Regions from separate parts of the Homo sapiens genome. Here region 1 is linked to region 2. A link is an interaction called in ENCODE POLR2A ChIA-PET data of the cell type or tissue named here. Cell type or tissue: MCF 10A. All regions are shown on one strand. Each heading gives the region's core, and the rest is flanking DNA. Links, peaks and the distances in the headings are about the cores only. Region 1 overlaps PREP (prolyl endopeptidase). Region 2 has its middle 38 kb from the start of LINC02836.

The links. Peaks named below come from ENCODE experiments on the same cell type or tissue, not always from the same donor. Only the 100,000 strongest peaks of a DNase experiment are listed, where the experiment ranks them.
Region 1: POLR2A ChIA-PET joins it to region 2 with 5 read pairs; 2 of 35 experiments call an interaction of 5 or more read pairs at or near these places.

The regions. Positions count from the first base shown.
Region 1 is chr6:105,394,045-105,399,428 of GRCh38, reverse strand. It overlaps PREP (prolyl endopeptidase), which reads left to right. Exons shown (of 15, transcript NM_002726.5): 2 at 1,502-1,576. Among named protein-coding and RNA genes, the nearest start is that of PREP, 6.3 kb to the left of the region's middle. RefSeq lists an enhancer at 767-1,529. In MCF 10A, for the core only: no CTCF peak of the experiment used is centred there; no DNase peak of the experiment used is centred there.
Region 2 is chr6:105,591,520-105,596,903 of GRCh38, reverse strand. No RefSeq gene overlaps it. Among named protein-coding and RNA genes, the nearest start is that of LINC02836, 38 kb to the left of the region's middle. In MCF 10A, for the core only: no CTCF peak of the experiment used is centred there; DNase peaks (open chromatin) are centred at 453, 2,723 and 4,363.

The sequences.
Region 1 (5,384 bases), core at 315-5,314, 200 kb after region 2:
CAGGAGTTCTTTGACCTGGCATCAGACAAGGACAGATGTGGAAAGCCCGGTGTTGTAAGGGCCAAGGAGATTGTTCTCACCCAGCCAGAGCCACACTGGAACTAGAGCAGCACTAGGTTTTCTTTAGGAAATAGCCCTTACCTTCTGGCATTGTAGAACAAAGCAAGGAGACAGATTAAAAAATTCATCTGAGATAGAGGTAGTCTTCCCAACAGCTTTATACAAGAAGCCTTAACTAGAATGTTGGAGTGGTTCAGAGACTTGATTGGCAAGACATTGTCAGTGTGGTTTCATTAATGGGGTTAATCTTTTTTTTTTTCTGAGATGAAGTCTTGCTCTGTTGCCCGGGCTGGAGTGCAATAGGCGTTGTCTCAGCTCACTGCAACCTCTGCCTCCTGGGTTCAGGAGACTCCCCTGCCTTAGCCTCCCGAGTAGCTGGGATTACAGCACCTGCCACCATGCCCGGCTAATTTTTAAATTTTGAGTAGAGACAGGATTTCAGCATGTTGGCCAGGCTGGTCTTGAACTCCTGACCTCAAGTGATCCGCCTGCCTCAGTCTCCCAAAGTGCTGGGATTATGGCTGTGAGCCACTGCACTCTGTCCTAATGGGGTTAATCTTGATGGTATCAGGTGGAGAGATTTTGTAATGATTTTTACTGCTGGATAATTTCTTTTGGCATAATCACTTGAGGAGTGGTGAAAACTGTTTCTACTTGCTCCTTCAAACGCCTTCAAGTGGCTTCTAAGGCCAGGCCTTAGAAGCTCCAGAAAGCTTCCTTCAGCCAGGTTCTACTTACACTAAGCAGTTTTATTTCTTCCAATATCATGGTAACCTGAATGGGTGATGCTTTTGCACCTTCTTTTTGTAAACAGTGGAAAAAAGCATTTCATAACAGTAAATAAAAAGGAAGAAAGGCATTAGTTTTAAAATGTTTTGCCATTGCATTTAAGTCAGCTTTTTGAACTTATGTCAATTAGAATCATTATACTACATATTAGTAACTTGCTTTTTGGCAGTTTAGACATAAAAGCAAACCTGGGCTATATTGCAGGGAGATTTTCTAATCATTGGGAAGCTCAGCGGAACAGGAGAATGAGCACGTGTGTGTTAGCCCCCTCCCTGACGTGCCCTTCTTGTGTGCCCACTGTATTGTCCACTGTATTGTGTCATTCTGTGCTTGGCTGCTGACAGCACGTTTTCAAGTTTCTTTAGCACAGTGGCAGGTCTTTGTTTTGTGTTGTAGGGACAGAGCGGTTTCCTGTTCTGACCTTTCATCTTTCTTTCCTCTCTAGCTGAAACATTCTTTTCATGAAGGGTGGCTTGACACCTTTGAGAACCTGCCAACTTTGGTTCATGTGGTAATTTGGGCAGACACGTTGCCAGTGAGCCAATTAGCATTTTTGTCCATCCCTTTCCTATTTCTCCATTACATTAAAAAAATACCAGTTTTAATTGGGGTTAGAGAGTAATTATCTAATACCTCATTTTGTTTTTTACAGGTACAGGATTATCATGGTCATAAAATTTGTGACCCTTACGCCTGGCTTGAAGACCCCGACAGTGAACAGACTAAGGTAATTTGGTTTCTAATTAAAGATAAGGCAGCCTTAGTAGCTAGCACCAAACTCTAAATGTCAGTAACTATAGCTTTTCCTTTCTGGTGTTCTCCTGTGTTTTCTGCCATGGGATGGTGAGTATACCTGTTGTTACCACTACTTTTTGTCAAATAATTTATGGGAAAAAGACAAAAGCATGGCTTAGTCCCAGAGAAGATCACCTAAGTGTTTCAGATAATGTTTATGGTTCATAGTGACACTGATGAGCTATTTTAAATGAAAATATCAGAAAGAAAACTGATTTTTGCCAAAAGAAAAAATGAAAACCTAGATAGAAATGATGTTAAAGGAAAAAATTGCCTAAATATTTTTTTCCAAAGAAAAGGAAATCTTGTATATGAAATGAATATTAGGTCATGAAAACTGAACACTGTCCTTAAATTGCTTATTGATGTCAACACAACAACAGTGAAACAAAAGCTAAGTAGTGAAGGGGCAGGGGGGAGCATTTTCTGCCCTAAAAACATAAAGCTTTCATATTCTTTTGGAGAAACAGTATTTCAAGGATCCTGCTGAAGTCCATTCAGTAATGAAGGTGGCCCTAAGTCCTATGTCCCACAGACATTTTTCCCTTTTTGGAGTGCCTAGGACTTGTCACTTATGTATACTTTTTTTTTTTTTTTTTGTAGACAGAGTCTTACTCTGTCACCCAGGCTGTAGGGCACTGGTGCGATCTTGGCTCACTGCAACCTCCGCCTCCTGGGTTCAAGCAATTCTTGTACCTCAGCCTCCCGAGTAGCTGGGATTACAGGCATGTGCCACCACACCCGGCTAGTTTTTGTATTTTTAGTAGAGACGGGGGTTTCACCATGTTGGCCAGGCTGGTCTCGAACTCCTGGCCTCAAGTGATCCTCCCGCCTCGGCCTCCCAAAGTGTTGGGATTACAAGTGTGCACCATCGCGCCCAGCCCATTTATGTGTACTTTATGTAGTTAATTAAGTTTGCTTGGTTGGGGGAATAGTGTTTCTCAAGTTCATCTTAAGTTCTTGGATTCTTCTATTTATAACCATAGTACATAATACTTAGTACATATTTGCAGTTTCTGATATGTTCAGCATCCCAAAATTTATTCGAGCTTCTTTAGAGTTGCAGGGTACGTTTCCCATTTAAAAAAAAAAAAGGTTAAATGGCACTCTAGGTAGTTTTTCAGGCCAGTCTTCAAACGCCTGTGTCTTAACTCCGCCTGTTTCTTGCAGTCCCTTTCCACCGTATATACCAGTGTTCTCTGGAGACCTGAATTCAGATTTGCCAGGAAAGCATCCCTTCCTGATGTAGAATTGCCCATCTCCCCACTGGGACAAGGAAAGGGATGGAGTGAAGAGCTTAGCCAGAGCATGATGGTATATGGAGAAAAGAGAGAAAGTAGAGGCAGGGGAGTAAACCACATGATCATCTCTTTCTTCTTCCTTTAGTCTCAAGCACTGGCTCACCTGCTTTCTGCTATCCTCACCTGTTCTTTGTGAGTAGTGTCTCTCCTTTGCCCACTGCAAAGCTCTTACAACTTCTTTTTATCCTTTGTCCCTAAAGTAAGCACACTGCTATTTTGAGATTTCCTAATGGTTTTTACTTTTATCTGCAATCCTACATTCTTTCTCTAACTCCCTTCAAGAAAGACAAAGATCTCATGGATGAGAATGGTTGATATTTGGGGTTTAATTTTTCTTTCCAGAAGCACTGGGTTATAGTAGTGGATGGGCAGAAATTCCAAAGTGAGAAACACCTGAGTATCTTTAGGAATGGTGAAGGCTGTAGCTCTGCAGGTAAGTCTGAGGGGACAGAGAACAGGTGTGGGGTTACCTCCCCACTTCATCCCTGCCATAGATTACCTTGATTGTTCAACACTGGGCTGACTGAGACAGAGGGATTGGGTCTGGGAGTGGAGAGTCACATGCACCTGCATAACCTGTACTGGCTAGAAAGCACCAGGGAAAGGATGAAGTTCCTGTGCATCTCTTGGAAAACTGTCTCTAAGGACCTGATGATTTCTTCACCTGAAGTATCGGCTATAACCTGGATTTCTACAGCCTTTGATGGTGATTGAGTGATTTAGCACTGTCAAAATGACCCAGGTTTTATCTGTTAGTGAATGTATACTTTGCTGTTCCTTAGTTGATAATGACAGGTTCGTGGATGACAAGCCACTTATTAGTGGATATCAGGCTTCCAATTAGTGGATGAAACTGCTAATTAATGATCTTATAGTCAGCACTTGATAGAAACTAAGACATTGGAGTATACACTATTTTTGTGGTATACATTTCTTGGATGGTTACCATGTGCCAGGCACTTTACCGGGAGTTCTGCATTCCCTGTTTCATTTAATTCTCAAATTCTGAAATATATCTTTTTATTTCCCCCATTTTACAGATGAAGAAATTGAGGTGCTGAGTGATTAAATATGTTGTCCATGGCTACTCAGCTAGTAAGTGTGTAGTCAAGGGTAACCCAGGTAGACGAGGTGGTTATCAATTACACATTAAAAAATAAGTAAAAGTAAAAAGACTGGGTGTAATACTTTGCAGATGCGAGCTAAAGGAATGTATTCATGTCTGTGCTTGCCATGTGCCTTTGTAGGCCCTCAGGTGTGAACCCTGGGCCAGCCCCCACTCCCATGCTGACCTGTTCTTTTTTAAAATATATATATTTTTTAAATTGTAATAATTCAGAGTACTGTGATCTTACATCCTTCTCTGACTTCATATTCTACCATGGCAATTTTTCATGTTAGAAAGCAATCTTTGCAGCCCAGAATTTTAATAGTGATACTATTTCATCAGGCAGATGCACTATATTATGCCTAATGACTTCTGTTGGAAATGATTGTTTTCAACTTTTCACTATTACAAATAATGTCCCAAATGTCCCAAACAAGCACTTTTCTAGATCTCCACATTTCTGACAATGACATGATTACTTGTTGCAGTAGCCTTGAAATCTCTTCTCCATTCTCAGGTATTTGCTTTTTGTCGTTGCTATCAAATGGGTTCCTTTTTCATTATTGATGGCATATACAAGTGTTACTGACTCTTTTGTTAGAGACAGGGTCTTGCTGTTGCCCAGGCTGGAGTACAGCCATCTTCTGGGCTCCAGCCATCTTCCTGCCTTAGCCTCCCAAGTAGCTGGGACTACAGGCGCACACCACCATGCCTGGCTAAACTAGCTACTGCTACCGATTTTATATTTATTTTGTACCTAGTTCCCTTACTGAACTCACCAAATTTTCAGTTATTTCCCTTAGATTTTTAGATACATAATCATATAACATATAATCAAATTTAGTGATAATTCTATTTTCTCTTCTATCAAACTTTGGTTATTTTATATATTTTGTACCTAGTAATTTTTTTGAACTCACAGATTTGAATAAGTTTTCAGCTATTTCCCTTAGGTTTTCTAGATACATAATCATATCATCTACAATCAATTATTATTTTCTCCTCTACCAAATTTCGGTTCAGGTCTTATTGAATTGGTCAAAGCTCTGCAAAACATGTAAGAATAGTAGTGAGAAAGAACTTTCTAGCCTAGTGTTTAAATTGTTATTTTGAATGATATTTGTCATCTTGTTTAAGCATTGTTATTCCTACTTTTAGTTTTGGATTTTGATTTCTTTTTAATACCAATCAGGGTAATTATATAGCTTCACTAATATATTAATATTAAAATGTCCTTGAATTCCTGTGATAAAATTCCATTTTTAATCTGTTTTTATGTTCCTTACAACTATATTTACAAGAAAAGTTGGTCAATATCTTGTTATCCAATA
Region 2 (5,384 bases), core at 72-5,071:
TATCTTAAATATACACAATAATATTTTTCAAGTGTATTCCTGATCTACACACTGCCAATTATAGTGCAATGGCCACCTGGGAACTTAATGAGTCTTATATGATGCTCATAATCCACTTTCCTACACACAAAAAATTCATTCTCATAAGTCTTTATCCTAGAGGGACTTCCTGTTTCCACGTTGGAATTTTAATTGCACGTGCCATCCAGATGGCAAAAGGCAGAATGTCCTAGAAGTGTTTGATAGATTTACTTTAAATGTGATTTTAAGTGTGTGGTATTCAATGTCCCCTACGCACATTCTAATTCATAGTCTGTTGAATTGGAAGTTGCCCTAACCACATTCCACTGAGTACCCGTCACATACAACAAACTCATACTAAATCCAGCTTTGTTAAACTGTTATTCAATGGGCATTTCAATCACAGACATAGTAAAGTATCCTAGTTCTCAGCTGAGAACCACAGTCAGTTATAACATCCTGGGAAAATAGTCAATTTCATCTGTGATTCATGTTGGAATAATGCAGTGCTTTCTAGTAAGAGATTCCTTGGAGCTGTGTCTACAGTTTAACAGCAGACAAGTTTTACAAGAACAATTTGCTAAACAAAAAGTCCCCTCATAACTTTTGGAAACTGAGTTTGCACAAGTATATTTGAATAGCATAGGCATTACTGAAAGGTGGCCAAATGTAGTGCAGTAATCTCATATCAATTTCCAGTTCTTGAATAACAATATTCAAAGTTGAGGTTGAGATTCCGCTGCTTTCAAATGTAGTTTTTTTGTTCTGAGTTGATCTATCTTCCTCCCTGCAGTTTATCACATTTCACATCCTGAGAATGGAACCACTGATCTCCACTGACATTTTTAATGATATTGGTAGTTTTTGAGATGCTTTATGTCTCATGACTAAGCAGCAGACTTAAATATACAGGCATTGTGGACCAGATTTCCTGTCTTCCCCTGAGATGCTGTGAAAGTTGAGGCAAATGATATGCTACACCCATACCTCAATGTTCCCATCTGTGAAATAGAGGAACAGTACTGATCTACAACACAGGGCCTTTCTCTATCTTTAGGAAGAAAATGTTTACCAGTAGAAAGTGATACTATATTATTAAATCAAAATATTTTATGTTGGGGGTGAAATATTTGTGGAGTCAGTTCTAGCATTTTTGGCACTTTCATTTAGGAGAAAAGTCTTTATTTTAATATAAAAATGTATCATTTAAAAATTCATAGAAAAGAAAAGCATGCTTTTTGCGGTATTGAAGTAACACATAACTGTCAGGATTAGGAATCTATCTATCTATAGAAAATGGCTAACTTTGGAGACATTTCCAAGAGTATTTGTACCTCACATCATTAACACTGTCTCATATGACACTAGCAATTCTGGTTCCTGCAAAACTAAGTAATGTGGAAATTAGGGCTTTGCCTTAATAGATGCTACACAGCATAGGAAATAAAACAAGGAGCAAGTTCTGTTTTCCTGTGTTCCATAATTGTATGCAAATCCCCACACTTGATATTTCATATCAAGTCTTCAAAATACACCTTTTGTGGGCCCTGGAAAGAAAGTCGATCTTTCCTAAGACACACTTAATATTCCCCAGCTGTCACCTCACCACACACATCACCACCCAAGGTGGTTGAATTTCTGTGGTGTGATATACAACATGGAATCATCGTACCCTATCTTACATAAAATTTTGTTCTGCAAATATTAATACATTGGTAAGTATACAATAGGCAGGCAAAGCTATTGTCCAAAAGACACAGATCTAATAGGAGATGTGAGTCATGAATTCCTTCCTGGTTCTTCTCCATCTTAAGACTGGGTTAGGTGCCTTTTTTCTGTACGCCAGAGCTCCTGCACATTCCTTCATCATTTGCATCTACTGCATTGCTTGGTCATTTTGTGCGTAAGTATCTGTTACCCCTTACTAAACAGAGAGAATGTTGCCATAGAGCTAGCTCACTGTGGATACGCAAAAACCATAAAATCTCTTTTGGCTGCTCCTGTCATTAATTTATTCATTCTTTTATCCAACAAGTGTTTTTGGTACACTTGACTGTGTGCTAGCCACCTAAATATATGATCTCATTTCATCTTTAAAACTCTCATTTTAAAGAGAAAGAAATAAGAAGTTAGGTCACTTGCCAAAGTTCCATGAGCCAAAAATAAAAATAAAAAATAAGGAAGGAAACCAGGACTTGAATTTTTTAAATTAGATCTCTCTACAACAAAATCAATGATTTTTCCCCTCCATTTTGCTATTTCACAGGCCTAAGTTGTTACATAAAAAGCAATAGAAATGAAAATGAATGATGTTAAAGGAAGAATATGTGTGGGTTTTTAATCTAGGAGGAGCTGGATGGCAATACTGTAGGAGGTTCAGGCACATATGGTGACTGACAGCAGGACCTACTGAAGGTATTTTGCAAACCTTTAAAAAACCAGCGTGGCAGGTCAGCTCTGTTAACTGGAAGTCACTTCAGAGAAATTGGAAACTAAGCAAGTTTCCAAACTAAGAATACAGTGTAAGGGCTTCAATGAAAGAACCCCAAACATGCAGAGCCTAGAGAAAAGGCTTGAGTCAGGGCTGGGAACCAGGATGCAGTTTTGGGGAAAAGGTTTAGAAGTAAAGGAAAAAAGCCCTTAAGGCTGATCTCTGCAGCTGGAAAAGGAGAATTCAAGACTTACAGGAACAGGTACCAATTAACATTTGGCAGGAAGGCAAGAAAAGCCTCGGGAAAATGCCAAGGATTTCATCAGGATAAATTTGTATAAGAACGTTAAGTCCAAGAGCACCAGATGGCATTTTCTGAGGTACTTGGTATTATAAACAGAGATTTTTGATATAGGCATTTCCTCAGAGACAGAGGAAAAGTCACCCGCAGATTTTTATGTGAGGGCTGATAAGTGGCACCAAAGAAGGCTACACACAAATGACCATGTCCTTGTAGAGATGTGGTGAAATGAACCAGAAAAGGAAGCCAATTCCCTTCTTCTGCCTAGATTTGTTTTCTTTGGCCTACTTGAGGCTTACTGAGGTAATATACAAGCTCAAAGAGATAAACTTTTGGTATCTCTTTTAGGAAACCCATTTTTCATGTCTTTTTCCAGAAATCATCCCTTTATGAGACTGGAAACTCTTTTCTGCTATCTTTTGCCTATCAAAGAAGAGAAGATTAAGATTTTCTCCTGGGTAATATACAGCATTACAGAAAGTTTCTGAAGCTCTTTGAGTTTTTTGGAAAATAGCATTAAGAGAAGTTTATTTTCATTCATGTTTTCATTCATCTTTTCAAGATGCTAAAAGTAGGGCATTTGTTTCTCTACTTTGTACACAAAGGTCTCCTGTCTTTGTGTCTTTCCTCACTCATTTCCTTTTCTCTGTCTCCCCACCCCTCCCCACCCCCTCACCCGGCCCCAGCTGGCAACATCTTCTTATATCTTCTTTGTTCCCTTCCTAACTTCCACCTTGGTGTATTCTTCCATATGGCTTCATATGCTTCAAATAAAAGCCCATTGTCCATCTGACAAGTCACTTTTCTCCTGTCTTTTATATTCCTCCTCATGAGTCACATCCCTTGGAAGCCCATCTTCCTTTCAGAGTGTCTTTCTTTCTAAACCACTTCAGATCCTGAAATGATGAAGATAATCACAACAATGCCACATTTTCCTGACTTCTTTGTCACGTAAATGGTCTCAGAAAACTTCCTTTCCAAAATTTTCCATTCTTTTCCTTTTATGACGTCTTTTGAGGGACTGTTGTGATGAACAAAAGCACATTTATTTATAAAATACATGGACGAGTCAGAAGGAGCCTGTAATATATCAGAACACAGATGCAGTGAGAAAGACCCAGAATAAGCTTGCCCACTGCTGAGGGGAGAGAGACCCACTGCAGATTTCCACCTAACTGAAGACAGAGCAGATAGCAAAGCCACCAAGAGCACTACCTCTGGAATACACAGATCTGGGTTTGAGTCCCAGTTTCAACATTTTCTAGCATGTTAATCCTGCAAAGCCTCAGATTCCACTTCTATAAAATGGGAATCATAATATGACTCATGGCCTTGTTTGGAGGTTTAGTTCAGACAATATACGTGAAATGCCCAGCAAGGTGCCTGCTATACACACTGAATGTTCAATAAGTGGGAATTATGATTATTAGATGCAGAAAGAGCATCCAGGGGATAGGTAGAGGTTTAGGGAGGCAGACAGTGGCACACAACCCAACACAAAGTACTAGGCATGAGAAACAGAGGGAGGCGGTTCTCCACTCACCGGGAGGACAACCAAGTGGCCAGGAGGAATCCTGGGAACAGGCAGGTTACTGGGAGTGACTCAGGCATCCCTGGGTAGGGGCCAGGTCTTACAAGGCAGAAACCCATAAATCAAGAAGTTGAGATCTTGGCCAGATGAGTTTTAGGGATGCCTTAATACTGAGTTCTTTCTGAGTCAGGCCAGGTTTGGTTTCAAGACTAGGAAGGGCTGGTAGGTCTCAGTAGTCAGCTGTGTAGCCCCTTTTCTTATAAGTCTAACAGAACTATTTCTTTATTGCACATGGTAAACATGCAAACAGGAAATTATCCTAAAAGGAATCACTGAGAGATGGCAGTTCAAATTTTCTCCAAGGTAGTTGTGTTTGAAAAAGACTCTTTCCTCAGACCTAATGTTCTTAGGTATTAATATCCTGCTCTACCTAACAACATCCAGGACTTTCTTTCCTTTGTATCTTGTTTGCCTGAGCAACACTCTGCAAACCTTCCTTCTGGATCTGCCTGCTGGTTTTACCCCCCAGTCCAAGAGTTTAAGGCTGTTCCCTTACATTAGATTTAATTCAATTACTCTTTTTTTCTGATTCGGAAACATCAATATAAAAAACTAATATAATTTATGTCTCTTCAAGTGTAATTATTTCTATTAATGTGATGGAGAAGCAACATCTTTTTAAAATACACATATTTAGTATACCGAGTTTTCAAGAGCTTAGTTTTGGTGGCAAATAAATGAATACCAAGTCATAATGTATATTTTTTAAATTTGATATGTGTGTAGCTACATCAAAACAATATTTGATTAAACTATACTCTGGAATATAAACTGACTTGTGGTGAGTTAATATATTAATGAGGTGTTTTGAAGACTTCTTATGCCATATAGATGTTGTATTAGTTGATTCCTGATTGTCTTGAATTTTGCAACAGGCATCTAATCTGTTGGTGGTTGTTGTTGTTGTTTTATAGCCTCCAAAAAACCTCTTCTACCAGGCCCTTCCTGGACACATTGGTCACTCCATAAATACTGTGGATAGATTAGCAAAACTTGAACTGTATATCCATAATGATTCACTTTTTTATTTTGCATCAATT